2 separate regions of the Homo sapiens genome follow, and region 1 is linked to region 2. A link is an interaction called in ENCODE POLR2A ChIA-PET data of the cell type or tissue named here. Cell type or tissue: OCI-LY7. All regions are shown on one strand. Each heading gives the region's core, and the rest is flanking DNA. Links, peaks and the distances in the headings are about the cores only. Region 1 overlaps PLCL2 (phospholipase C like 2). Region 2 overlaps TBC1D5 (TBC1 domain family member 5).

Region 1 (16,504 bases), core at 5,312-13,311, 120 kb after region 2:
CAGGAGTCTGGAAGAAGCTGATTTTGGAGGAAGTTGATCCCAGCCCTCATGGTTGACTTGGATGGGTTCATGACGACAGTGGGGAAAGTAAATGCAGATGGAATGAAAATAACTAGAGAACTAGAATTAGAAATAGAGCCTGAAGAGGTGACTAAATTGCTGCAATCTCATCATAAAACTGTAATGCATGAGGAGTTGCTTCTTATGAATGAGCAAAGAAAGTGGTTTCTTGAGATGGAATCTCCTCCTGGTGAAGATGCTGTGAACATTGCTGTAATTACAGCAAAGGAGTTAGAATATTACATACACTTAATTGATAAAGGAATGGCGGGGTTTGAGAAGACTGATTTTCAAAGAAGTTCTACTGTGGGTAAAATGCTACTGAACAGCATTGCACGCTACAGAGAAATCTGTGGTGAAACAAAGAGTCCATCAGTGTAGCAAGCTCCACTGTCTTATTTTAAGAAATTGCCACAAGCCACCCCAGCCTTCAGCAACCACCACCCTCATCAGTCATCACCCATTAACATGGAGGTGAGACCCTCCACCAGCAAAAGGATTACAACTAACTGAGGGCTTAGATGATTATTAGCATTTTTTAGCAATAAAGCATTTTTAAATTAAGCTATGTACATTGATTTTTAGACATAAAAGCTACTGCACACTTAATAGACTACATTATAGTGTAAATATAACTTTTATATATACTGGGAAACCAAAAAAATCATGTGACTCACTTTATTGTGATATTTGCTTTATTGCCATGGTCTGGAACTGATCAAGCAGTCTCCAAGGTACGCCTGTACATACACTTGTCAAAACTCATAGGATTTTGTGCTCAAAATTGGTGAATTTTATTTTACAAACATTATGTCTCAAAGTTGACACACAAAAAATGATGCTGACTATCTAATGGAGGGAGGTTTCAAAGTTGGCTTCTAAATCAAAGAAGCAATGGGAGGCCTGTGGGAATGGATTACACCCTCTCCCTAGTTTGCAGCAGAAACCCTAGAACAGGACATTTTACAAACTCTGAGAAGAGAAGGCTGGGTCCAATATCTTAAGAAGCCTGGCAAAGACACCCGCTGGCTTTATCTCTTTTCCCTGCTATTCCTGTAGGTTGCAGGAAAGCATGGGTGACTTCCCAGACTGATGGTGACAGTGAACCAATTTAAATACTGAACTTCAAGTGACATGGCAATTATAGTTTCAAGACCAAATATGAATACTTTTAACATGGACAATAAAAAAATAACAATATGATCTATCTAGTAATATTAGAGAATGCTCATATTGTCTTTTTTTTTTTTTTTTTCTTTGAGACAGTCTCGCTCTGTCACCCAGGCTGGAGTGCAGTGGCATGATCTTGGCTCACTGCAACCTCCGCCTCCTGGGTTCAAGCGATTCTCCTGCCTCAGCCTCCCAAGTAGCTGGGATTACAAGCACCCGCCACCATGCCCAACTAATTTTTGTATTTTCAGTAGAGACGGGGTTTCGTCATGTTGGCCAGGCTGGTCTTGAACTCCTGACCTCAGGTGATCCATGCAGCTCGGCCTCCCAAAGTGCTGGGATTACAGGTGTGAGCTACCATGCCCGGCCCATATTGTCATCTTTCATAGCAGGACAACCAACAATACTTATAACTAAAACATGTAGCTTTAAAAATACCCAGCAAAATGACTTCTATTAACATTTCTCATAATCCCTTTTCTTAACCTCAAAGGGATCTTTTGGGAAATGGAAATAAATCTTTGTTATGGTAGAAATTGCTCACCAATTCATTTAGCATCTTTATGGTTAAATAAAATGAAATTTAGTACTTAAAAATTTTTAAAGAACAATTATATTAGAATTCTATCAGTCAGGCGTGATGGCTCACACCTGTAATCCCAGCACTTTGGAAGGCTGAGGTGGGCAGATTACCTGAGGTCAGGAGTTCGAAACTAGCCTGGCCAAGATAGTGAAACCCTGTCTCTACTAAACATACAAAAATTAGCTGGGCATGGTGGCACATGCATATAGTCCCAGCTATTTGGGAGGCTGAGGCAGGAGAATCACTTGAACCCAGGAGGCAGAGGTTGCAGTGAGCCGAGATTGTGCCACTGGACTCCAGCCTGGGTGACAGAGTGAGACTCCATCTCAAAAAAGAAAAAAAAAAAAGAATTATGTCTGCTGACATAACTTATTTTATAATATCTGAGACATTAGTGCTTGTGAGATGTGCCAGTATTTTATGTAGCACTAAGAAATAAAAATCATTGCCAATTTAACCAGGATATAATGCAAAGATGCCATGGACTATAAGATATATGCTAATTTCAAACATACCGAAAGTGTGAAAAAAAGTATGACTTAGAATCATTAAAATATATACTGATCCATCCAGACATATTCATATAGAAAGGTTCCTGGAATAAAGTCACCTACGTCTAATAATGGTTATTTCTCAGAGGGAGAATCTTGGGTCACTTAAAAACATTTTTCTATTTTAAAAAAGATAGATTTATAACAACAAATGAATGCTTTTTTATTCAAGAAAAAAAATGACTGGAAGTAAGTATGCCAAGATGTTAATAGTAGATAATTCTGGGTGTGGCAGTTATAGATGACTTTATTTCTTCTTTGTTCATTTCTGAATTTTAAAAGAACCTTCAAAATAAAAAAAAACTAAACTAGGCAAGTAAAGATTCATAAAAACTGGGACAGACATCCTTCAATGAAACGACACTTTTAGTGGCAGGAACTCCTCTCAGGGTGATCAATGGTCCCAGTTTGCCCAGATTGTCCTGGTTTTAGCACTGAATGTCTTGCTTCTAGGATGGCTGGCCACCCTACCTCCTTATGGTTCAAATGACTATGGTGATGCATCAGGAAAGCTTTTGATTCTAGGACAACAATAATAAGGTTTTTTTGTGTGTGCCTCAGAATCCCCCAAGAAACTTGTTAAATAAGCAGATTCCTGGGTTCCAAGCCTGGAGATTCTGGTCTGGGAAGTCTGGGATGAGGCTTAGGAGAGGGCATGTTTAAGCATCCCAGGTAATTCTCAAGCCTTGGACTGTTTCAGAGCTCCTTCAGCAGTCTTCCTGGCTTCCTCCTTCATTTCCTCTTCTCTGCATTTCCGGGGTCATCTGAAACCCTCCCTAAGCATTTGTGCTACTGGGAGCCTCCTGCTGTGTGTTTACTGCTGGCCATCTGCCTGGAGCGCTGCCACCTCTCCTAGCTCACTGCAAACAAAAAGTAATGGGAGGAACTCGACAGATCCCATGCCCTCCCGCCAGGAAAATACTGGTAGCTCAACTTAGACCTAAATTCACGTTCAAGATTCCCTGTCAGCACTCATTCTAAAGAAAGTTTAAACCAGTGACATACAGGAATGAAAAAAAAACCCCATTCTACAGAAATGACACACAGATCTTTCCAATTCTTCCTCATGCCTCACTTACATTCTACCATCCTTAAACACCATCTGTAGCAAATATTATCCTGGAAATTAAAAAAAGACCTATTACCCCATCCTATACATTTACTTCCATATGAACATAAGTCTGAGGTGTTAATTCTCTCTCCTGGACACAATTCAAAAGAAAGTAGGTTTCTTCAGTGTATCTATTTGGTCCAATTACTTCTAAAATATGGCACACTGCTTTATGTCAGCTGTTTTTCATTAATATGTGCATCAGGCTCCCATTTTTGGTGGCTCTCAGCCCAGTGCTTCTCAAACTTTAATGTGCCTAAGAATCACCTGGGGATCTTGTAAAAATGCAGGTTCTGAATCAGCAGGACTAGGGTGGGACTTGAGATTCTGAATTTCTAACAAGTTCCCCTCTGAGGCCCAGGTTGCTGGTTCCCGGACCACACATGAGTAGGAAGGGTACTTGACAAGCCAAAGTTTGGTCCCTATGTCTATATTTGCCTCTAATAAAATTAAAGCAAAGTGAGCATTTGTTCCTACCACAGGGCTTAATCTGCTGTGATATATTTTCTTGAGTTTACAGGAAATTTATAGTGTACCCCCCACCTCTGACCAGGAGTGAGTCAGCAAATTGTAAAGCCAAATCCTTTTTCGTTGTAAATTCTTATGTTTGCTGTTTACTGATCTGCAAACAATCAGGGTTAAAGTATAAGCAAAATAGGTATATAAGAAAAGTACATATGTGAAAAGGGAAATGTCTGAAGAAGTCAAGAAAATGATCTTAATTATAAAAATAAGTAGACGTTTAACGTGAGAAAAATGCAAATGGCGACTAGCTTTGGAAGATACCTTTTATTACATCAAATCTGAAAATTATTGTCAGCTCCAAGGATGGAGCTTTTAACTTCAGGGGGAATGAGGAAATTTAAAAAGGCAGCTGTGATAATGTCTTTATGGTCTTGAATCTGTTGGGGCTCAGAAAACAATACCCCAAAAGATGACACTTTGACATGCTGAACTAAAGAAGCAGGCTCACGGTTTCTCTGACCACCCCCACCACATATCTCTCAGTCCTCTCTCTCCCAAAGATGAGGCTGTTCAAGTACCCTGATCTAACTAGAAACTGGACCCACCAAAGAGAAGCACAAATGCCTCTGATCTCCTCTCTGAAATTTCATTAACCAGAGAAGACTAAAATTTACAGAAGAAGAGACTGAAAATTAAACACCACAACTACAGCACAGAAGAACTTCCTCCCAAACTAGTTTTCCTTCTCAGACCATTCAGTTCCCAAAGAGAATCATTTACTATCCCATTTCTGAGCACTGGGCCCATTCATTTCCCCTAAAATTCATTTACTACCCCTCAAAAATGGCCACATTTCCCCCATGTCCCTCCACTATGAAGAAGGGTTTGTATGCATCAAGACCACACTGGGTTGTTAGGTAATCATCCTCCTGCCATTCCCCATGCTTCTGCACCTTAAATAAATATAATATGTAGGCCTTTTTATGCCTGCTAATCTGTCAATTGTCAGGTCGTTTTCAAGGCAGCTTCAGCGGGTGAAAGGGAAGCCTTCCTTTCTTCCCTACAAATTCAGCTGAGCATAAAGTTTGGAAGGCAAACACCAGAGAGTAATTTTACATTTATTAATTGTCCAAGACCTGGAATGAAATAACCTCTGTGTTATTATTATTTATGCTCTGTGAGTAACACTGAGAAGAACTATTGAGGTAAAGCTCAAAAAAGTTTCGAGGTACATACACAGCATTATTTTAAAAATTATGTCACATTACATATAAAATAGAAAATCAGCCTGAGAGAATGCACAGCAAAAGGCCAACAGTAATTGTCTCTCGATGATGGGATTGTGTTTACCTTTGATTATTGCTCTTTTGACATTTTTGACAATGAAAATATATTATTTTTATAATAAAAAATAAAAAGTTAATTTTTAACAACTGTTATGCCAAAATAGATATGCATAGAGATAGCAGATAGCATTTCCCTTCAAGAAATATTTCTTTCAATAGCAATTCTTTTATGTATTTCCTTTGATTATGCTCCATACAATTCTTTTCTATTTATTTCTGGGATCATATGAACATTATAGCCATAATTACACTTTAAAGTGTTAAATGAAATTTGAGTAACTAGAATCTTTAAATTCCCAATCATTCCTCTGTAATCAATATTTTCTATTTTACATATAGCAACTGGCATTTATGAACTTTAAAATGTCTCAAGGATAAAATGACAAAAGTCCTTTGTCTATCAGGACTTACAATGTGCCAATCATAGAAGTTCCCCTGTTCTTCAACTGATCTACAATGTCAAACTGTTGTGCCTACAGACTCTAGAAGGGCAGAGTTCTTCATGTGATTTCTGCATCCATTCTACAATCTCAGTGGCTGACCATGTACAATGCAGGAAATGTTATACTAAGAGAGGGAAGCATGCTGAAAGAGGCTGCAAAATCACCAGCATCAGAAACAACTCTATAGATACCTTTAAGATGGTAATATTCCAGGTAAAGCTCTCCACTGCTTTTTGTAGTTTTCTTTCCTTCAAACCTTCCTTGGTGCCTATGCTGTGCAAGTGTTCATGGAATTCCATGGCTGAAAGAAATAAAAAAGACAAAGTATATTAACTCCCATCCAATCTGTGGTAATGAACTGGAAATATTTCTTTTTCTAGGTACAGCTAAAATGATTCCAACCTCCAGTGGAATTTCATAAATGTGTCCATTTAAGAATGTAATAATGGGGACAAAACACTGAAAAATTATGGCAGCAACAAGGCAGAAGGCATCTTCGAAGTCAGCAATTGTTCCTCATTGTTCTGAAGGGAAACAGGGCACCTATGATCATTGTTATTCTTATTTTAGAGAAGGGAAGCTCAGCAAGCTTCAGAGATGGGAAGCTGCCAAGGGAGCAGAAAGAAGGGCTGGGACCAGCATCTGGACTTGGACTCTCAGAAGGCAGATTTAAGCTCCACTGAGGACACAGTGGAGACGAGGGATAGAAAGAACGCAAAGTAATGTATTTTCTGTCACAGAAAGGGTCAATCTGAGGTCAGAGACCAAGCCCACAGTACAAGGATGGGAGTGGAGAAAGACCCTGAACTCTAACTCTGCATTTATTCTACACCAGAATTTATATAATAAATAAATAATCCCTACTGCTGTTCAAAACAATTTCTGCAAGATCTGTAGATCCTCTAATTCAAATTTAGTTTACAGGGTTTTCACATAAATTTAAAAATTTTATGCTTTTTTTTCCATTAGGTGGAAAATCTTAATTCCTAATCACACCAATATAACTCTAATAGTAAGACCGCTGAATCCAATTTAAACATTCTTAGCATTTTTTTGTCCTTAAGAGTATATGTAATTGAGAATGTTCAGTGAAAAATATGATGTTCTAGGGTCAGCTGGAATAATTCTTTTCTCTCTGTGGTTATGCTACTCACAATGTACAATTAGGTCATGTGTTTCTTTTTTCTCATTTTACATGTATGTGGTGGAGGGAAGTGCTTTTTTTGGATGTAATTTGTTTTATGGATTATATCAAAACGTTACATAATTCCAAAATTAAACTACATATCAAGGTGAATTCAGATAAGTCTTGCCTCCTTTATGGTCTTCTCTACCTTGATCCTTCTTCCCCTTATATGTTATTAGTTTTTTATTGTATTGTTTCTCTTTGCAAATATAATCAAATGTGTACATATTATTAATAATCTTCCTTTCTTACATGAAAGTAGCATACTATGTACAGTGTCCTGCATGTTGGTTGTTTTCTTTCTTTTTCTCACACAATTGCATAGTGGAGTTCACTCCATGTCAGTGTATAGAGCTCTTCCTCACTCTTTTCTGTGACAGCTACAGAGACTCCAATGTGTAGATGAACTAGCATTTATTTAACCAGTCCCCTACTGAAGGACGTTGCATTGTTTAAAAACTTTTGCTATTACATATAATTTAGAACTGTTGTAAATTTTACAAGACATTTTGTACATTCTTTTGCACACTTTTACTCTTCAGTTGGGCATTCCAACTTCTAATTCCCTTTCTATGCAACACCATTTCGAAGCAACTCTTTACATGGTGATTGACAACAACTTTATTCCTTAGTGTCTTTAAATATCAAGCAAAAGCTGACACACATATGATAAACACAATAAATGGCCAATTTAGGCTTTTTACTTCTGTGTTTCTTTTTCCTACCTAACCAGGAGCCATGGTCCTACTTCCTGTTATGCTAATAAGGTATGGGAACCTCACTGGTTTTGGGAAAGAACAGTAACTAGTAAGATTCATTCCACTCTCCAGGGAACTAACGCATGGACCACTCCCCTTTTCTCCAACTTTTCTTTTACTGATGATGGTACCTGAGAACATCCCAACTTGGTTAACCGAATAAGCCCCTTCCACCCCAATGCCACACACACACTTTCCCCACTCTTCACATCCGGGAGACTCCCTGGAGTGTGCTGCATGACTCAGATCCACCCGTTGGGTTCCTAATGATAAGACTGATGTGCTTGGCTTTTCTAAGTTTTAATACTGGACTTCAGCAAGAGTTCTGGATTTCCAAACAGGAATAATTAATACTCATTATGTTTCTGGCAGTCAGGAGGTACCATATTCTCATAAGTATCACTGAGGCTTGCAGAATGGAATCCATGACTGGAATTGTAGGAAAGGGAAGAGACACAAGAGTGGGAGGGAGGGGGTAGCTCTCTACAAACAAGAAATATGACTCCATGGACTGCAAGATGAACAGGAAAAGAAACTGGGAGGAAAAATGCAAGTGATGTTAACTAACGCAGGACCACATATTACAACTGCTTGACTGGATGTGGGCTCTTCGCAATGATTTTTTATGGCATTTCAAAACTGGCACAAGGTGGAACAATAATAGTGGGGGATTTTTCTAACATCAAGGTATCCGCATGGAAGCCTCATTCTGCTAGGGGCAGACTGTTTATGGTGCCTTGCTGAACACTTGATCACCTGTAAGGTAATGAGGCAATGACAGGAACTGGTATACTGGGCTTAATTCCAACTCACATAATGTAAGTATGGAACAGCAGAAGAAGGGAATGCTGAGCTTAGACAAACAGCTACTCTAGGTCTTAAGAAAACAGCTTTCAGAAACTTCAGAAAGTATGAGTCTAGGGCCAGAGGCTGTTACAGAACAGGCTGCCTTGAGAAGGATTGGGGACTTGAAGATGCAACAGAGTTGAAAGGATAAAAAATGATATAGATAAGGAAGAAATGGGGAAACATTTAAAGAAACAAGTGTAGCTGCATACATGGCTGCTATCTAAAAAGCTCATATTTTACAAGTCTATTAAAAAAATGAGACAAGACCACTCCCCCTTATCTTACTCCTCTTAAAATACCTCTAGCCCAATAAAAGTTCACAGGGACATGCAAAATGTTTTATTAGTGAAGCTCTTTTTAAAAACAGGCAAAAAGGTGACAAATTGAACACTGGAAATACTAAGTTAAAAATAAAAAACTCAGAATCCAAAAAAGTGACTGAGACTATCAATCCCATTGTCATTTATTTAATTATTTGATTTGCTGCATAACACATCTGTTTCTTTTAAACATGTCTTTTTTTTTTTTTTTTTTTGAGACAGAGTCTCACTCTGCTGCCCAGGTGAGGGTGCAGTGGTGTGATCTCGGCTCACTGCAACCTCTGCCTCCTGGGTTCAAGCAATTCTCCTGCCTCAGCCTCCCAAGTAGCTGGGATTACAGGCACGTGCCACCACACGTGGCTAATTTTTGTATTTTTAGTACAGATGGGGTTTCACCATGTTGGTCAGGCTGGTCATTTAAACATTTCTGTGTTATTAACTTAGAAATGACTGATCCAACAGAAATGACAAAATCCACCACAGTGGATTTTGCTAATCAACTAATTTGAAGCATATATTGATTGTATTTTTTTAAGAAAAGGGTTCTCACCTTGACTTTTCACTGTCTCCCTGTGACATGCGAGCGCCAGGGCAAGGACGAAAGATACGCAACCAAGGGAATCACAAGGCAACTTACCAGGCACTTCACATACGCTATATAAGAAATGCAGACAGAGGCTACAGCACTTTCCTAAGGAAGTGGTGAAGAAGGATTTTAATCTTGGTTTGTCTGATATAATCATATGTGTAAAATAATTATTCTGTGGGCAGAACATTGTAAGGGCTATTGCATAGGTACCAGTTATAAGGGAAGCAAGAGAGAGAGAGAGAATGAGATTATACATTTGAACTGGATCAGTCTGTCTATATAAAACAAAATAAATCCATTAAGATATCTAAGATGCAAATTGCATTGTTCTCTTGGAACTAAATTACTAGGAAATCTACTCCTAGCATGTCACAGGAGGTCTTCACAGTTCTTTACAACAACAGTGGTGTATAAAGAACTTTTCTGGGTGAGAAGTTAAGTAACCACCTCATTTTTCAAATTATTTTCAGCAAAGAAACATTAGCCCAACGAAAAAGTCCTTCTCTTACTAAAAAGCTGAAGAGTAGCATCTCTTCTCCTTCTGTAAGTCATACTATTCTGTCTAAAGACTAGATAGAGTGAATTTTAAAGTAGCTGGCGAAAATCAGGTAAGAAGTAAAAAGCTTAAGACTAAGTCACACTCCCTCTCCACTCCCTCAAGAAGTCAAGTTGGTTTTGTTTTAAAACTCCTTGCACTTTAATTACAGGAAGAGAAGAGATGTGAGACTCCCACTATGGGGATGCGAAAGGAGCATGACCCAGTGTTGGGAAGAGCTGTGGGTGGGCAAGCAGCTGTGTGAACCTGTGACTGCAGTTGAACAGGCAAAAGTGGAGACTGTTACAGTAATCCAGATAATTTAAAGAGCATGTGAGGAGGGTCTGGGGGAACTTGTCAGAGAATGGTGGGGACAGGCAGCACAGAGAAGTCACGTGGAGACTAGATAGTGCATCTCAAACCTCAACGAGTAACAGAATCACTGGAGGTGTGTGTTTAAAGTGCAGGCTCCTGTGTCTCCCTGGAGGTTCTGATTTAGGAGGTCTGTGGTGGGCCCAGCCACAGACATTTTCAGATTTGCATGCAAGAGGACTTGGGATCATTTTGAAGAAAATCCGATTAGGAAGATGGGGAGATGGGACTGAGAGATGCGAAGTCCATGTTCAGTAGGCATTAGAGGGTCATTATTAGAGGGGTATATCAGAAAATCTAAGAACTGTAAGACTGTCTATCCTAAAAAAAAAGAAGGAAGGAGGGAATGAAGAAGAAGAAAGGAATGAAGGGAGGAAGGGAGGAAGGGAGGAAGGGAGGAAGGCAGGGAGGGAGGGAGGGAGGAAGGAAGAGAAAGAGACACAAGTGTTTTTTGTTGATGAATTATAGGTAAGAAAAACCTACATATTTAATAAAAATAATTGGAATTTTATTGATCCTGAGAAAGTTTCTCTTGTGATGATCATCTGCATATTTAGAAGGTCATATTTAGAAATTTTTAAATTGTGGATTTAAGCCAAAAGAGTCCTAATATTCTTACAGAGTGTGGCTCTTAGCTTATGTGGCCAGAGCATTGCCTGCTGGACCTATGGAAAGCCACCAGGCAGACACTGGGGAGAATAAACAGGAAGGCAGATTCAGGACGGTGTCAAGGTTGCTGCTGCCGCCGCTGCTTAGGGATAGTGACAAGAATTCCCACTGTGAAAACAATCTTCAGGTTCAGAAATAGAAACCAGGCCAATAATAATGAGGGAATAAGAACTGGGATTTTTTTTCTTTCAAAAACAAGTTCCATTCCCTGCATGTTTCCAATATCTTCCAAACACTATACCAACACATTTGTATCCTAAATTTGTATATTTTAGAGCCAAGTATAGTTGTTCACATTATCTTGAAGTTAATTGTTTAACAAAATAATTGTATTTTTTCTATTAGCCAATGTCCCATATACCAGTCTAATTTAAACTAAATGGCACTATAAAAGTCTCAAATAAAGTATGGCTTCATCCATCTTTTCTTTAAAGGTGAAACGTAACACTTTGGGGCAGCTATTAAAGACAGAGGGGGAGGAACTAGGATTCCTTGATTCTACAACCATGTTGCCACCCAAGTAAGACAAGAGGTAACAGTTAATTCTAGCCAAAGAAATGGAAAAAACTTCATTTGAAAACCAAAACTAAGTAGGTAAACAGTCCTTTGGAAGTGTGACACAATTGCTATGTGCTATATATTTCGCAGTCAGAATATACAGTGTGTTTAAAGACATCAAAGTTTGAAGGCTGTGAGCATATTACATGAATCCAATAAAACATGCAGGAATACCAATTAATGCTTAGGGGTAAATTATGTTCAGAGATCAGCAAATGACCTGATCAGAGATTATGTTCAGAGATCAGCAAAAGACCTGGCTGGCCTGGTGTGGCTGCTCTTTCAACAAAATGATTGTCTTTGAGCCTCAGTTGCTCTGTTCCAAAGAACCAACCATTAGGTTCCTTTGACTCCATGACCCCAAGTTTCTGTTCCTAGGGAAAAGCAGTGGGTTATTTTTCTTCTGGAATGTTAACCATGAGGAAACCTGCCGCAATTTCTTTGTGATAATGAACTTGAGAACTAAGGGTATAAATAGTAGGTCATCAAGCAGCAGAGAAAGGACACATGGAAAATCCTTAGGTGATGTCAATGAGAGTTTAATTCAGTTCTGGTCGAAAGGGAATGGAAGATATAGGCTGTGTGAACAAAGAACAGAATGAAGCCATCAGTTCATGGTGAGGACTGCCCAAATCATGTAACTTTTGCTTTATAGCTATAATGTTAAATTTTAAAAATTGGTATGGCCATACAAAATTACATTATTGAATTTTTATATAAAGAAACATATTTTAGAAATTTATTGCTTCTTTCATGTTATCTCTAAAATCTAAACAGCTAGGATTTTTTATATGTGTAGGTGTTGATTACACATAATTTTCCAATTATTATTTCAAAATACTTTATAATTTAAATATTTTAAATAGTTTTTTCCTGAAGGGCTTAAAAGCTTAATGACAAAAAATGAATTATAATGTTGATAAAATGTCAGGTTTTATAAAAATTAATAAATGGGTGCAAAAATTTCAAGATGGCATAATTAAATTAACTCAGAACATTTAGTACAACTGCATACAACTATACTGGGATATAGTGAAGAGAAATTTCCACTTCTATCAAGTTTTCTGCTTCCCATCAGAGATAACAAACTTAGATGAAAACCAAACAGCCCTAAAAATAAAAATAGGATATATACAATAAAAAGATATCAAAAAGAGGCTTTTGCTTTGAAAGGAAGTGAGGGCCAAGTCAGAAACATGGCATCATCTCCTTTTTCGATGAAATGAATGCCATTTATTCTTGCCAAACGTAAAGCAGACGACCTTTCAAACATTCTGGTTGGGATTTTCTCTACCAATCTAAATGATATGAAAATAAAATATAGCATGTAGCACATGGCTAAAATTTTAGAAGCAAATATAGTTTTAAAAATTCTTCATAAGGAGACATATTGATCTTAAATGGATACACTTAAAGATTAGTTTTTCAACTGAAAATTTACTTTGCTGTCCCAAAAAGCTCTTTTCTCACAAACACAACCAGTATAAAAATTTTTGTGTATAGATTAAAAAACAAATTAAAAGCAAAAGCTAAAATCTTTTAAATGGTGACAAAATATATATTTATATTTTTAATTTATTTCCAATTCCCCAAATTAGGTGTAGTGATATATTTCCTGAAAGATGGAATACCATATAACACAGGTGCGTTTGGGACCTCATTCAAGAGGTAGCTATATCAACAGTATTAAAAGTACCTTAACATAACATGGTCTGTACATGACTTATGGTATGATATCACACTACTTAGAGAACAAAATATGGATAGCTGATAATTTTATAAGAATATGTATAATTTATATATAGTACCTGTTTAAATGTACAGCCTTTGTAAACTATATGCTCTGCCTCAAAACTCCGGAGGTCTGAAGTTTGGGTGTGCGGCCTACCTGTGGGTGTTTACATCCTAATCCTTGTGGAGATGTGGAAATGCCTAATTGCTTTTCAGATAGTTCCAGTTGGTAGCCTCCTTTTCTTGGCCTTCATCCCAAACAATCTGGGCATTAACAAAAGCCAAATTATTTTAAGATGGATTTTGAACTGTTAAATCCCATTCCACATGAGATGGAAAAGATAAACCAGGTTTCTTAAATATATGCCTGAAACCCAGATGGATGACAAGATCCTTGCAATGCCAAATCCACAGCAGTACAATTTGTGAATGAATTATATGAGGGAGGTTTTCTTCTTCTGCCAGCACTTTCCATCTGGGTAGATCTAGGTGAGATGAAGTTGCATAACTTTCAGCCCTTTGTGGAATCTAATTACCATGCCACCATTCTAAACACACAACCACGTGACTCACCTGGGTGGGATAATACGAAGAATAATGCGCTTAGCAAGACCCTCCTCACTTCATTTCACCGAGAAATAAAGAGGTCTTCTTCACCACAGTCATGCACAGAGGAGTTCTGTTAGACCCAGAACATTTTTGTTTGGATCGCCACTTTCACATCGATACTTTCCTGCTCTCCCACAGTTTGGCATGATTACCATAACATACAAGGCCCTCGTGACTGCAGACTGCAGCCTGTCCATGTTTCTCCTTCTTTTTGACACCTCTTCCGATTTTAATTTTCAACAGATAATGTAGTCATATGGTTCCACAATTTTAAAAGTATAAACTGAAATACAGGGAACTGTCTTTCCTTTCCCCATCTCCCAGCCTCCTTGTTTCCCTCCCCTTCTCAGGCAACCACTGTTATTCCTTCTTAGGTATCCTTCCAGAGAGATGCACACACAGCACAAACGGCATATTCTCCCTGCCTCTTTAAAGCAAATGTTAGCAAATAACACACATGGTTTCTCTTGCTTTTACAACTATCTATATCTATATATCTATATATGCATGTAAGATCTTTCTTATATATGTATATATATGTCTGGAGGCAAGTATATATATGTATATGTGTGTATATATACACACATATACACTCATATATACAGAAATACATATACACATATATATACACACACACACATATATATATACACACACACATACACACATACATACCTCTTTATTCTTTTTTTTTTTTTTTTTGAGACAGATTCTCGCTCTGTCACCTAGGCTGGAGTGCAGTGGTGCAATCTCGGCTCACTGCAACCTCTGCCTCCCAGGTTTGAGTGATTCTCATGCCTCAGCCTCCCTAGTAGCTTGGACTACAGGCACGTGCTGTCACAGTTGATTTTTGAATTCTTTATTCTTTATACAGTGGCATAATGTTCCATTATAAGGATGTATCATAATGTATGTCCCAGGGCCCTCCTGGTAAGCATTTAAGTTGTCCTCAATATTACAACAAAAACCTTTGCACATATGACTTTCCCTAAGTATTTGATCATATTTATAGAATAATCTCTGAAACAATGGAATTATTGGTTGGAAGTATATAGAATTTGAAATTCTGAAATTTACTGCCATACGGGCTTCCCTATATATGGACCCAATTTACATGCCCTCCCTCCCCCAAATCTGAGTTATCAGCTTCCCCGATATCCTTACCAATCCATTGTCATTTATATGTGATGGAATTCTGGGGTCTTTAATACAAACATCTGAAAAATGGTATCTCCTTGAAATACCTCATTCACTAGACTTCCAGAAGATCAGTGTTCTCCTCCCACCTCTCTGGCTGCCATACCTTAACCTTCTGTTTGTTCTTCTGCATCTTGCTGACATATAAACATTAGGGGCCAGCGATCCCTCTTCTATGTCTATGGTCATCTCTTATATGAGCTCAGTCTCCCAGCTTGAAAGATCACCTTTGCAATGATAGCTCCCAAATTTAATAATTCCAGTATTGATCTCTCCTCCAAACTTTAGACTTGGAGGTGAACTAGGCGTATCAAACTTAACTTGTCCAAAAACAAACCCCTGATCTTCCCTTTCAAGACCAGGCCTGCCCCAGTCTTCAGCATCTTGGTAAATAGCAGCTCCATCCTTCCAAGATGAAGCCAAAAACCATCTCTTTCTCTCCTCCTATGCCACATTCAATCCATCAATAAGTAGTTAGCACAACCTTCAGAATGTTTGTTTTTGCCATACGAAATTCTTTTACATGCAGTCTAACACCAAATTTGTTTGCTTAATATTATGTTAAAGCTTCTGGGATTATATTAGTTCCTGGCCTGCATCTCCACCTCATTTGCTGTTCCTGTTTTTCCCATGTGATATTCCATGTTGCTCACTGCTGCTGCTGGCCGGGGCTGTATTGCCCTGCATACACTCTTCTGTCTGTGTCCACTTGCCTTGGCTCTTAGACAAACCACCTTCTTGACTTAACTCCTGCCCTAAAGTCTGGTTCAACTATCCCCACAGACAGACCTCCCCACTCCTCCTCTGTGTGATCAGGGCTCTACGGCAGTGCGCACTCACTCCTGCACTTACAACCTAGGCTGCACTTACACTTATGAGTGGCTTAGATGCCTGTCTCCAATACTTGACCTGGAGCCCTCTTAGGGGAGGGTCCATATCCCGTTTTTCTGTGGAATCTCCAGCTCCTGGTCAGACGGAGAGTAAGAGCTCGTTTGTTGAACAAATAAATATGCGGCATTCTGTATTCAATTCAGCTCAACAGATATTTATTGAGTGCTGGCTTTGTACCAAACACTGTTCTTGGCATTTGGGAAACGTTATGAACAAACAAAGGTCCCTTGCCCTCAAGGAGTTTCCACTCTAGTAGGAGAAACACAGACAACAAGTGATGGGCATAAGTAAATTATATGGGGTGTTACAAGGAAACAATTATTACAGAGAACTCATCCACTCAAGCGGCCCTTCTATTTGGATGACAGCCAATTCTATCTGTAGGCCTCATCTCTATCTGAAGCTTCACTATAATTGTTTTGACAACTTACTAGCTATTTCCATTTGAGCATCCTACTGTGATCTCATATGTGTCAAACCTGAAACAGACCTTCACAACCAACTTCTTCCT
Region 2 (8,000 bases), core at 1-8,000:
AATCCTTTGAAATAACTTTCTAGGATTGTATTAAAATTCAGAGACAATAAAATTCACATTTATTGAGTGTTTACCATGTCCTAAGCACTGTGCAAAGTATTTAATCTGGAAAACCTAATGTAATTCAAATCCAGTCCTCCAACAAGCACATGAGGTAGAAACTATTATTATCACCATTTTGTAAACAGGAAACTGAGGCTCAAAGAACTTTGCTATCTGGTCAGAATCACAGAGAAGGTAAGTGTCAAGCCTAGTATATACTGATTTTAAGGCTTGTGATTTATATTCCAGCTTGTTCACCAGTATGGCTGCACAGCTTCACACCTCATACCACTTATTTTAATACTCTTAAAAAGTCTTCTTTGTGCTCTTCTTCTATTTTTTCTGGTGGTATCTTCCTCTGCTGATACCATATGCTTCTGACTTGGATTTCATTCACACCGTGTATGTGTTTTGCCCTTGTGTACACCACAGCTTCCTCCGAACATCCGTGGCCTTTCCACTTTTTCTCCTTGAGACTTTCCGTTTCCTTTACTTCCCACTTCTTGTTCACCCATCTGCTCAAGAAAGACTGGGCGTCTTTCCTGTCTTCTGGTTGCTATATTTAGCCTGTTCCTGCTGCCTACAGTTAGTGTTGGTTCCCTTGTCTGCTTCTCTTGTGATCTGAGGACACCCACTTAGAAGCTAAGCAGAACTCCACCTCAGTGCCATTCCTGCCTCACTATTCCCCTGGAGTTTGAATTAGTCCATGGACAGAAACACCACTGCAGCCTGTATAATAATCTGTCAGCATGGTGTGTGTTGGGGGCAGTGGCCACAGTAGTCTGCATGTCAAACCCCAACCCCGAAAACATAATTATGTGAAGTGAAAATGCAACAGGGATGAACAGAAGAGGAAGGGAAGCCTTTCTGCTGAACCTCAGCTCGTACTATCCCCATGTTCTGGCTCAGCTCAGTGACTGCCTGGTTGCCTAGGTGCCATACTTTCCTGCCTCCTAAAACATCTTTCCTTATTATTTTGTCTAAGCCAAGACTCTCCTTCTTCAGGACCCCTCAAAAACACTAGAAAACCTCCTTTCCTTTCCACATACACAAATTGAAATCATCTTCCCTTTCCAGAATTGTAAGGAGTCCTCTCTCACGTCTCTTCTACAGAACTTATCTTGTACCTCTCTTGGCTTTCTGTACAGGTTTGACCATCCTCTAAACTTTTTCAGTGGCCATGTTTTAGTCATTATTGTATTTCTCACAAGGCCTAACACAATGCAAACAAACATCACTTTTGAAAAAATTAATATATGAATGAATAATAAACTATGAAAGTTTATCCTCTTTTTAACAAAGAAATAGCAGGACTACATTGAATTAATTAATAAAATTGACATATTAAATTTAAACAGCTGAGATACCTAACATTTCAATAGAAGTCTAATGATGCATCAACTATTTGGGGCAGAATGATAGAAACACCACTTATTAAAAAGCAAATTCAAAAAACAATTTCTTCAGATTATTTAGTCAAAAAGAAAATCATTCAACAAACAACAAAACAATACAGCCAATCATATCTGAATGTTTTTGAAGGAAAACAATTTAATAAGCAATTTGGCATTAGGGCTCAGCATTACAGCTGGTGAATCTCAGGTAAAGGAAACTGAAATATGGGATTATTCATGGGAAGGACCATGGTAATGGAGCATAGGAAGGGATGTGTACACAGGGAAGAAATGAGAGTAGCAGGCCAAGTGACTTGGGTTCTCAAAGAGCTATCTAAACCTTAGCATACACTTCCAGAGACTGTGGCTTACAGAGGAGTAGGCCATATTTTATGTCGGAGATAATGAGAGAATATACCTCAGAAGTTTGTGTGAAGAGTAAACATGTTAATACAGCAAAGCTCAGTGTCTGGCGTATTACAATCAATATGAAGGGATTTGATGCTAGTTATTTTTCTCTTCTTATAGAGTGGCCCTCATCTTCTGGTCCTTTGCTATAGGGCACCAATTACAATTGGTGATGTTGCACATTGTAGTCTACAGGTGGCCCAACTTTATCCTCCTCTATCAATTTCTTGCCTTGTACATTAGTTTGCTATCCCATGCTTAAGACGGTGATGGGCTCTTAAGCTTTAATTAATCTTTCTGGGCTAAGCTACATAAAGGTTTTAAAGCCAGAAACTAATGTTTTCCAACAGTGAATCATAAAACTTTGTATTTAAATCCATTTCACTGTCTTAACTTGATTATAAAAAAATTTTTTTAAAGAAAGAATAATTACCTTTATTGAGTGTCTGCTCTGTGCCAGATGCTGTGTTCTCCATATGTTCTCATTTTGTTCTCCCCCGATCCTGCCAGGTGGGGTTGAGTAGACCAAGGAATTAAGGAACTTGTCCAAGATTATACAGCTAATAACTGAGAAAAATAGGATGTGAACCCAGCTGTGTCTATTTCAGCATTCCTTTGTTCCCCACCCTATGCCCTCCTATAATGGAAGGCAGGACATACACATAAAAGTAAATATAATGAACATTTATCTTCAGTGTCTTAGTTACACATAACAATTAACACTAGCTGGTTGGTTTCATAAAACCTCAAGGCAATTAGCCAAGCATTTTTATTACAGAGGACCAGTTTAATGAAAACAAATAACTAAAGCTATCAATGTCTAAAGCATTGTTAGTTGGGAGGAGTGTGGAGGATGAGAAAAGATAAAAATGTAAAGTCAGTTCCCACAGTTTTGGAAGCTTGATTCTTGGCTCTTTCTTTTATGTGTAATTATATAATATAGTGAAGAATAAATGACAAGCCACCCTTTTGCCTCCAAGTGATTCCATTTCTATTTATAAAGTCTGAGTGATAGTTGAAGGGTTTAGAAATGTTTTAAGATTAAGCAAACTCTAGAAGGATAATACACTGGATTTCAGACTATGGACGAGGTTCTTGGTACCTCAGCCTGCTTCAGCCAGAGTAGTCCTCTTTTATCTCACATATTTGGCTTTTGTATAACCATCCCTTTGAAAAAGAAGGTTTATCTGATTCAAAGTTGCCTTTTTCCATGTGTTTATATTGAGACAAACAGATTCTGTTTGTATCAAGATCTACTTGGGTTTTAGGTATTCAAGATGCACTTCAGTGGCTGCCACCAGAGCCCTAAGCAAAAATTGAAAACTTGGAAATTTGTGTTTTTATATCCCTGCATATTTTCCCAGCAAGTGCCCTGGACTGCTACACTCTTAGGACTTCCCCATTAACTATACAAGTTAGAGGGCCCCAGTCTCATCGCAGTCTTTATTACAGTAATGTTCCTGCTAGAGGAATAAAATGTTTTGAGAAAGAGGCCCTCTTTAAGCTCATACTTTCCACCAGCTGTTCAACACCTCACTGCCAACAGGCTGTGCCTATATCCTCTAAAGCGTGTCTTCTAAGTTCTTCCTACCCAGTTTGAGTTCCTTTGCAAAAGAAAATGAATCCATTCAGGTAGGAATGACTGCTGAGTATCAAAGCTCCCAACGGCTTTTGTATTTTAAAATAAGTGGTGGCTAATCCAATTTAAACTAATGCATGGAGTAAATAGAGGAGAAGTTTTTAAGCCAAGAAGCACTGCATTCCTTGTGCCCTTGGTCCACTCTGGGCTGTCAGCACCCCAGTTGGTAGCCACTTGTAAGGCGAAACACAGGCCATAGGTTGGCCCTCTCTTTTTACAAGACTATCAAACTCTGGCTTCGGTACAGTTCTAGACTCCGCTCATTGGGGAGGACCAGGCAGGACCAGGAATAGAACTTATGTTTCCTCATGCCATATGCTAAGTTAGTGTTGTTTTCATTCTGCCACTATTTCTGTTGTCTATTGCTGCATAACAAACTACTCCAAAATCTAGTACTCCCATCATAGATCTGTGGATCAGGAATTTGGGCAGGGCTCAGGCTCTTCTTCTGCTCCACATGGTATTGACTGGGTCACTTACTGGGCTGGCTTCAGCTGGCTTGGGCTGAAAAGTCCAGAAAAACTTTATTCACGTGTCTAGAACTTTTGAGCTTCTCATGTGCCCTCTTTTTCTCTATGTGTTCTCTCCTTTCTTTCAATATTGTAGCCTAAACTTCTTTACAGCATGGTAGCTAGCTTCTAATGAAAGCAGAAGCTGGCAGTCCCCTTAAACTAGCTCAAAATTAGAAGTTTGATTTCGGCTAAATGCTCTGGATCAATGCAAGTCATAGGCCAGTCCAGATTCAAGGACAGGGGGAATACATACTACCTCGTAATGAATGAAGCAACATGCAGAGTCAGGGAGGGAAGAAATTGATGGTGGCCATCTTTGGAGACTAACCTCAATCATTATTAAGCAGCAGATGTAGCCTTCTTTCTCTAATTCCTACAGTTTCCTGTGATAACGAGGGAAATTCAAGCCTGTTCAGAAACAAGTGAGAAAAAGAGTAGAAAAAAAGCCCTGAAATGCCCCATCCTTGTCTACCTTAATGCTCAGCTGCAGAGTTAGGAAGACAACCCCACCTCTCCAAAATTACTTCTAATTATCCTTTGGCTAAGCTTCTTGTAGTATTTGTTCTTATTTGAGTATTGGAGGAGAGGCTGCTACACTTGCAGGATATGTAAAGAACATGGTTAGTGCTTGTAAATCCTACAGTCGACATTTCACAGTAATTTGTTTTTAGAGCTGCTACTATTATGTCTATTTTCTTTTCTTTTCTTTTTTTAATTTTTTTTTTTTTTTTTTTTTTTTTTTTTTTTTTGGAGATAGAGTTTTGCTCTGTCGCCCAGGCTGGAGTGCAGTGGCATGATCTCGGCTCACTTCAACCTTCACCTCCCGGATTCAAGCAATTCTCCTGCCTCAGCCTCCTGAGTAGCTAGGATTACAGGCACTCACCACCACTCCCAGCTAATTTGTTGCATTTTTAGTAGAGATGGGGTTTCACCATGTTGACAAGGCTGGTCTCGAACTCCTGACCTCAAGTGATCTGCCTGCCTCTGCCTCTCAAAGTGCTGGGATTACAGGCATGAGCCACTGCACCCAGCACTACTTCTGTTTTCTGTGTCCAGTGTTTCAATGCCTATTCCTACGGGCTAGTTCTTCAGGCAGCAGTTAAAAACAATAATTTGCAGTGCTGCATGTACATATTGTTAAAATGGGATACATCTACAAGTAACCTTTTCAACTATTAATTTCCATGCACAAGTCAAATTATACTCATTCTCAAAGAGAAAGGATACCTTAGTAGGTTTTTTTTTCCTTCTTTTTTAGTGATACAGAGGATTCTTATGCAAAAGGACAAGTAGATCTAAGACTGGAAAATCAGTTTTCTAGCCTATTCCAGCCCTGGCAGTATCCTTTCTTGGTATCCTAGCTAGCTTTGTTTAGAGTATGCTAAATGATGAGGATTATTCTTTTTCTCTTAAAAAAAAAAAAAACTCCGATAATCTTCCAAATTTCCTTGGGAAACTTTTTGCTTATATTATCTTTTCCTTAAAAAAAAAAAAGAAAAGAAAAAAAGGCTTCATCCTTTTGTTACAGTTCGATTGTTTTTAGATAATTTAACTTAGATAATTATTCAACCCAGAGTACTTTTTCCTAGAAACAAACAAATAAATGAAGTATTTTAGTGTCATATCAAGAGAGAGGAGCAACAATTTATGGGCTGCTGAGGCAAAACTTTTCCAAGCGCTTTAGGAAATCTCACATTTTAAGAGATTATCATTGTCTAGAAAATGATGAGCTATGTCTTTTTTTTTATTTTTTTTTTATTTTTACAAAGTCTAGGTTCCAGGCTTAGAGATTTGTCTTATAAAAAGGGAAATCTTTGGTTTCTCAAATGTGTGAAAAAAACGCAATGTTTTTGTACCAGCTGCTTAGGAAGTGTAGTTCACTGAAATCCAGATTGCCCTCTTAATTTGTGTTGCTCAATGTTGAAGATATATTGTGCACTTTTTAAATACAAGGTTGTATATGCAAATATTTGCAATGCAAGATTGTATATGCAATCTAACTGTAACTTTACACATGGCCTAAAGCTAGAATTCAATTAGAAAAATCCAGACGTTTAAAATTTTCCATTTTACCCTTTTTTTATTTTGTTGGTGGTGGCAGTTGTGATTTTGTTTTTGTTTGCTATTTAGATTTGTCTAGGTTTAAAAAGGTATCATGCTTCTTTAAACTAGTCTAGATCATTTAGAAAACTTTGGAGATTTTATTTGACAATCTCTAAAAAATTTCCATATGTTTATCCCTTTATTTTAGGAAGAAGAATTAGAAGCCCAAATTTCCTTCCTTCAAGGGCAGTTGAATGACCTGGATGCCATGTGCAAATACTGTGCAAAGGTGATGGACACTCATCTTGGTAAGTGAATTACTTTGGCCCTGGGAACGATGAGACTCATCACAATAATAGCCACTAGCAATACTTTGTTCTAGGCCTTGTGCTAAGCTGTTTACATGAATTACCTTATTTAATCCTTACAACAGCTATATAATAGAAGTACTCTTACTCTCACTCTCTACATTATATAGATGAAGAAACCAAGGCATAGAGGGATTAAGAAAATGCCCCAAGATTATATCATTAGTAAATCGAGTGGAAATTCAAAATCAAGCAATCCGATTATAAGCTGGATGCCGTGGCTCACAGCTGTAATCCCAGCACTGTGGAAAGCCAAGGTGGGAAGATTTGAGGCCAGGAATTTGAGACCAGCCTGAGCAACATACTGAGACCCTGTCTCTACCAACACAAAACAACAAATTTTTTTTTTTTTAATTAGCTGGGCATGGTGGCACGTGCCTGTAGTCCCAGCTGCCCAAGAGGCTGAGATGGAAATATTGCTTAAACCCAGGGGTTTGAGGTTGCAGCAAGTTGTGATTGTGCCACTATATTCCAGCCTGGGTGACAGAGTGAGACTCTTTCTCTAAACAAAAATAATAAAATAAAAAATTCTTTAAAAGCAATCTGACTACAAATCTCAACTCCTAGTATATTGCCCTTTGTAAATGTCTACTTACCTCAGACCAAAATGAAATATTGAGTTTTCAAGATCAAATAATCAGCTATATTGCTGTGCCAACCTGTCAGTAATCACTAATGTGATTATTATTTTGACAATTCTTTGTTTTTTTATAAAAATGTGTTTTTTAACCACCTGCCTGAAATGCATGACCTTTTCTTACTTCTGACTGTGCTTATATTCTAAGAAATGTCCCAGTTTGAAGTTCATTTTGCATGTGGGTCATGCATGTCACATTGGAAAGTCTTCAGGCACTGCTCTGCATTTGTAAAGGTGCTATATCTCACATTAGAGATACTTTATGCTGACTCATGTATGAATCACTTCAGTAACTCCATGCTGCTTACAAAAGCTTTTGTCATGCACCATTTTACCATTTTTTAGCCCATTTATGGACAGCCTTTGTTTCTTCACTGTCCAGTGTCTAAGATTGGTAACTTATGAATAAATTAGGAAATTAAGACATGTACTCATGGAAATGGCCAATGTGCTGCTCTGTAGTGTTGAGAAATGGCAATACCAGGTATTATAAGAAATCAGGATGCATCCCACCTGTGAGGAGAAACCAAAGAGAATCCACCAAGGCATCTGGGGCCTTCGTTGGAGGTAAACTCTCTGCCTTCAAACCCCAGCAAGCTCTAAGCCATTACAAGTAACAACGGCTGTCATTTGGATATAGCCTAAACCGTACTGGCCTCAGTAAAATAATAAATGTTCTCTTAAAAGATTTGGAGAGATGCTGATCTAAGTGGCTGGCTGCCTGACAGTGTCTTATTAGCAGCTGGCTGGGTCCTGTTCTACCCTCAGCCATATTCCTACCATCTCAACCACTCCTGCAGGGAAAGGGCTCAAGAGGGAAAAACAGCAGGAGAAACCCTGGTAGATGATTGATAGGGTAGTATCTCTCATCACAGCAAGAAACATTACCCCTGTCACATTTGATCCACCTCTTACAGACTCTCTTAATAAGCTGCTTGATGATCATTTTTAAAAATT

What was found. ChIA-PET counts read pairs that join two places held together with the same protein. Peaks named below come from ENCODE experiments on the same cell type or tissue, not always from the same donor. Only the 100,000 strongest peaks of a DNase experiment are listed, where the experiment ranks them.
Region 1: POLR2A ChIA-PET joins it to region 2 with 5 read pairs; 2 of 35 experiments call an interaction of 5 or more read pairs at or near these places.

Annotation. Positions count from the first base shown.
Region 1 is chr3:17,057,482-17,073,985 of GRCh38, reverse strand. It overlaps PLCL2 (phospholipase C like 2), which reads right to left. Exons shown (of 6, transcript NM_001144382.2): 5 at 5,921-6,030. Among named protein-coding and RNA genes, the nearest start is that of PLCL2-AS1, 11 kb to the right of the region's middle. In OCI-LY7, for the core only: no CTCF peak of the experiment used is centred there; no DNase peak of the experiment used is centred there.
Region 2 is chr3:17,183,455-17,191,454 of GRCh38, reverse strand. It overlaps TBC1D5 (TBC1 domain family member 5), which reads left to right. Exons shown (of 23, transcript NM_001349074.2): 20 at 6,247-6,346. Among named protein-coding and RNA genes, the nearest start is that of PLCL2-AS1, 130 kb to the right of the region's middle. In OCI-LY7, for the core only: no CTCF peak of the experiment used is centred there; a DNase peak (open chromatin) is centred at 3,374; H3K4me3 peaks cover 784 bases; H3K27ac peaks cover 1,200 bases.